Regions from separate parts of the Mus musculus genome. Here region 2 is linked to region 1. The links are chromatin loops, found by intact Hi-C in ENCODE. Cell type or tissue: left cerebral cortex. All regions are shown on one strand.

What was found. Peaks named below come from ENCODE experiments on the same cell type or tissue, not always from the same donor. Only the 100,000 strongest peaks of a DNase experiment are listed, where the experiment ranks them.
Region 2: a loop joins it to region 1, with 2.9 times the contacts of the local background. A loop is called at or near these places in 12 of 42 quality-filtered maps.

Annotation. Positions count from the first base shown.
Region 1 is chr5:92,504,748-92,507,247 of GRCm38, forward strand. Scarb2 (scavenger receptor class B, member 2) reads right to left here and starts at 910. Exons shown (of 12, transcript NM_007644.4): 1 at 445-910. The coding sequence starts at 561. In left cerebral cortex, CTCF peaks have their summits at 999 and 1,899 (motif pointing left); DNase peaks (open chromatin) are centred at 244, 921, 1,563 and 1,846; H3K4me3 peaks cover 1,872 bases; H3K27ac peaks cover 1,874 bases.
Region 2 is chr5:92,655,397-92,657,896 of GRCm38, forward strand. Ccdc158 (coiled-coil domain containing 158) reads right to left here. Exons shown (of 25, transcript NM_001360018.1): 9 at 2,473-2,500. Among named protein-coding and RNA genes, the nearest start is that of Ccdc158, 18 kb to the right of the region's middle. In left cerebral cortex, a CTCF peak has its summit at 1,061; a DNase peak (open chromatin) is centred at 1,061.

The sequences.
Region 1 (2,500 bases):
GCCCAGGAAGGAGAACACAATAGACCTCTCACCCACTTCTCATCCCCAGGCTCACTCCGTTTCAAAGGCTGCGCGGGCAAGCCTACAAAGCCAGCCTCTTCTGCGGTGCTTTTACGCATTTCTATTTCTTTGTCAAGTGCGAGGGAAACAGGGCTCAACATAGACCGGGTGCGTAGAGGGGTGTGGAGAATTGCTAAGGATAGAACGGAAACGCAAGGCTTTTCTACAAAGTCGAGATCTGTAGACTTACAGGTTATTTAAAAGGAAGAGTCACCTCAAGTCTCCACATCCTGCCAACCCGGGGAGGCAAACAAGAGCTGTGTTCTGCAGGCTCGGCGCCAACGCAACTCTCCCCACACAGGGTCCGCAATGGGAGGGTGGCCTAGAAAGACACCACACACACACACACACACACACACACACACACACACTAGCCTGCCTCACCTTCTCGATCGTCTGGTCTACCGCCTTCTGAAAGACTCGAGCCACTAGCAGCGTGACGCTGGTCACCAGCAGCAGCAGAGACAGCGTCCCCGCCGTGTAGAAGCAGCATCTGCCCATACTGCGCGCAGCTCACCGGCCAGGCCTGGGACCGAACGGCGAGCTGGAACAAGCCTCCGCCAAGGCCGAGCAGCAGCCGCCCAAAGCCCGGGGCCCCTGCGGCTCCCGCACCTTCTCCGTGCGTGTTCAGCCGCTGCCCGCGCAGTGCGCACAGCCCTGGAGTAGATACCGGAATGAGCAGCAGAGCCGGTGCGATCGCGAGTGCCGGGGCCGCCTGGCTTTCGTTTTCTCCGGCTGCTGCAGCCAGGGAGGTGCAGGGAGCGCGCAGAGCGGTGACGCGGGCTGGTGGGGCTCGCCAGCAAGCCGCGGCGGCGGTGATGGTGACGGCTGGCGACTGCGCCGGGAAGCGGGAGGGGCCGGGCGGAGGCCTTCAGTCATGTGCCCTGCAGCGGCCCCTGCGATTCGGCGGGGTTGCGCCTGCATCCTCTCCCTGCAGGCGGCGCGGTCATCCAGGGAACTGAAATCGCCCTTCCCCATTCGCTCTGCCGCTTTCTTTCTCCTTCAGATCTCTGCTGAGGGCCCACGGTGGGCCAAGCATGGGGAACCCCGGCTGGACGCGCGGTTTCCCTTACTCCAGAGGATCTCCCGAGTTCCTTGGAAGATTTAAGTACAATGTAACTAATGCTTTTACAAGGTGCCTGCTGACTTGTGCCTGATTTGTACCTGCAGAGCCTTGTTGGGTTGAACTGGGTCTTCAGGAATAAGTCAGAGTGTGTCCTCAAGAAAGTGAGGAGGAGGCGTTTGCCTCCGCAGACTGAAGGCAAGGGAGTTAACTGTTGAGTAGTCTAGGCCTTATGCTGTAGGGTTTGTGGTGCCAAGCCCTCGGAGATCAGATTTTGAAAGGCTCTGTGTCCTGATAAAGGGCGTTAACAGAGAAGCAAGTCAAGTAGAGCAGGTGTTTGTTGTCTATTTTGTCATCATCAGTTGAATAAGGGTTAGTTCCGTGACTGGCACACACATACAGACACACAAACACGCGGCAGCCCTATTATGAAGCAGAAAGAAGTGCTGTACAGGTTGTAAGAGGAACTGGAGTTGGGATGTGGGGGGTGGGGTGTGATTTCGTTAATGGGAAAAGGCAAGTAGGGAAGCTGGGTGCAAAGTAATACCTACAAGTTCAGCAAAGCCGTGGGGAGAGAGTAGTCCTTGAGGCAAACTGGCATGTCCCCAAATTCTGACATATCTCAGATGTAGACCTGCCTTAAATATCCCTGTTGTGCTTAATCAGCGGACTGGGAGCAACCTTGAGAAGTTAGTCTTTACCAGCTTGGGATAGATTTCAGTCGTGTTCAACAGCTGAGAGGCTCATCAGTCACTAATGCCATCTGCAGGGGAAGATCTGAACTGACATTTTCTTGGCCAGGCCAGTGTCCTTATCATTAAGGAGTCAGCCCACCAGGATGGAAAACACTCAAATAATCGTGACACTGGAGGCAGCCTGTACCATAGAGGGAGACCTTGTCTCAAAAGAGGAAAGAAAACAAGCAAAATAGAAGCACACAAAAGAAGCTCTGTCTTAAAATTGAAAAAATAGATAAAGGAAAAAACCCAGCAGAGTAAAATAAAATCTAAAAGAAAATGGGGGGGGGGAGGTATGTGCAATGAAAAAAATGAATTTAGATGAAAGTTACACTGTTGCTGGTGTACTACATAGTTAGTTAGACTCAGGACAATTGCACCTGCACAGATTTCTCTCTCTCCTCTCCCTCTCCCTCTCCCTCTCCCTCTCCCTCTCCTCCTCCTCCTTCCTCCTCCTCCTCCTCCTCCTCCTCCTCCTCCTCCTCCTCCTCCTCCTCCTCCTCCTCCTCCTCTTCTTCTTCTTCTTCTTCTTCTTCTTCTTCTTCTTCTTCTTCTTCTTCTTCTTCTTCTTCTTCTCCTCGTCATAATTTCCAAACAGTGGTGGTGTCCATGTTATTACTTTGTATTAAGGATTGTAAGT
Region 2 (2,500 bases), 150 kb after region 1:
GATTTCTGAGTTTAAGGCCATCCTGGTCTACAAAGTGAGTTTCAGGACAGCCAGGGCTACACAGAGAAACTCTGACTCGAAAAAACAAAACAAACCAACCAAACAAACAAACAAACAAAAAAGTATTGGTGATCAATTATTTACATTAGAACACATTAGGACAATAGTCCTAATATGTCAACATGATATATTAGACAAGATAAATAAGCAAACTGGATGAAGCTTATGAAGAGATCATTTTTTCAAGCTACAATATAATGAAGAACCATAGTAATTACAAATGACATAAGAAAACATAGGCGAATTGAGCTTGATTTAGTAGTTTGTGACTTTTCGGAGTCTTATGTCAGTAAATATCTGTCTTTTCAGAATGGTTTGGATAGTCAAGAATAACACTTTAAAAATAATAGCACCTTTTTACTGGACTATAATACAATGGTGCTCCTCTGTCTGTCAGATTATCATGTGACATCCTCCTAGCCATGCTTTATTGAGACCATGACCACCCTTCTGCTCTGGCTTCTGAAGGGAGGGTCATGCCCTTTGTATAGAGTGCTTTGTCTACAGGGAGTGGACAATCGCCATCAACACAAAGGTTTGTCCTGAGAAAAGAAACTAGAAGGCAAAAGTGAGCTTCTCTTGGCTTTATTGAGTTGGGTCCCGAGGGATGCTTTGAGGTAGTAGTAATTAAAATTATCTTGCCCCGAGACTAGAAGCTATACATAGAGATTTAAAAAGGATGGATGCTATTCAAACTACAACCCCTAGTTAATCATAAAATCAGTTTAATGATCTTCAACTCAACATCTGAAGAGAGAGAATACCACCTGACATTTAATAGAGGTAAATGGCTTTCTTCTCTTACTGCATGGACTCCCTTCCTGTGAGTAGTGATCAAGATGTTTGCAAGACATGGCTGGGGTGAGAGTATACAGTTCCTGTTAATTTCCTCTGCTGACTTTGATAAAACCGTGTGAAAATTTCCTCCTCTTGCTACAGAGTTAAAGGTAGACATCTAATGTACATCATTGAGCCAAGGAAGACAGCACCTCCCTGTGGTCATCACTGGAATGGCAGTGGAAGCTAAGCTGTGCTGTGCACAAGACAGTAAGTCAATGTGTGGAAGACAGTGCTGCACTGTCTGTCCATTAAGTCTGCCAGCACAGAGACCAGCTTCCTCTATTGCAGCTAACAGGATGGTTGTCATTTATGAAAGGGGTGGTAGCTGCATTACCCTCTATTCTAAATGACCACCCTAAAATAAATAACTAAGGTATAGGAAAAACTGTACCTGAGTTATCTCTGCAAGGCTCTCTAAAGCAGGGGTTCCCCGTCCTGATGCTGTGACCCTTTAATACAGTTCTTCATGTTGTGGTGACCCAACCATAAAATTATTTCATTGCTATTTCATAACTGTAATTTTGCTACTGTTATGAATCATAATATAAATATCTGATATGCAGGATATCTGAAATGCCACCTCTGTGAAAGGGTGAGCAGATCCCAAAGGGTGAGAACTACTGCTCTATGATAACCTAAGTGAACTCATCTTCCAAACATTCACAAAGTAAGACACTGTACAGTAAGTGGAACGCAACCACTTAAGGCAAACATCAACACCCTTCTCAGGGATGCAGAACATGACCTCCTCTGAAAGGCAACTCTTGTTTTTCTAGTTTTAGGAATTTCACTGTTTTCAAATGGTTGAAATTAACAAAAATCTAAGCTCTGAATAAATGGTTGATAATAATATGGAATCATGGAGATGGTGGGCATCCTGGAGCTGGAGCTGTGGGCTCCAGGGACTGGGAACCATATGCTGTGGGTGGCAGTAACTGAACTCAGGTCTCTCTGTAAAAGCAGTACACAATCTTGACTGCTGAGCCATCTCTCCAGACTCACCTCCTGCAAAATATTATTATCTGCTTTTAAAGAGAAATTATATGATGAAATAGGAAGACTGAGTTTCCTAATTTTTACTTTATTATTTTGAGTAATCTTAAAGTTTAGTTTTCTAGACACAAAAATGACTAGAAGTTGAAGGGATGAATTAAGCCCCCAAAGCATTGGTGGGAGACACAGACAGCTGGCCACACTTGCCAAGCCAAGCCTTAGCAAAAGATAAATGGCATAGTTCTATTCTTTACTTTTAACTCAATTTTGTGGTAGTGAGGATTAATCTAGAGCTTCAGGCATGCAGGAGTAGTGTTGTCCCTACACTCTGTGCTACTCAATTTATTATCTAGAAATTACCTGAAAAATATTTCTCAATCACTTTATAATGAATTTAAACATCAACTTAAATAAAAGTTTATAAGTTAACATATAATTTAGCATGTTTGTTTACCAACTAACACTGATTTTAAAAATATTCCTTTAGTTAGAAATTATTGATTGTTCATTTTCAAACAAACTATTAAAAATGATTCAATGTGCAAAAAAACAGCCCTTGGAAGTGATGTTTAAACTGACCTTATCTTCATACATCCTTTTGGACTCC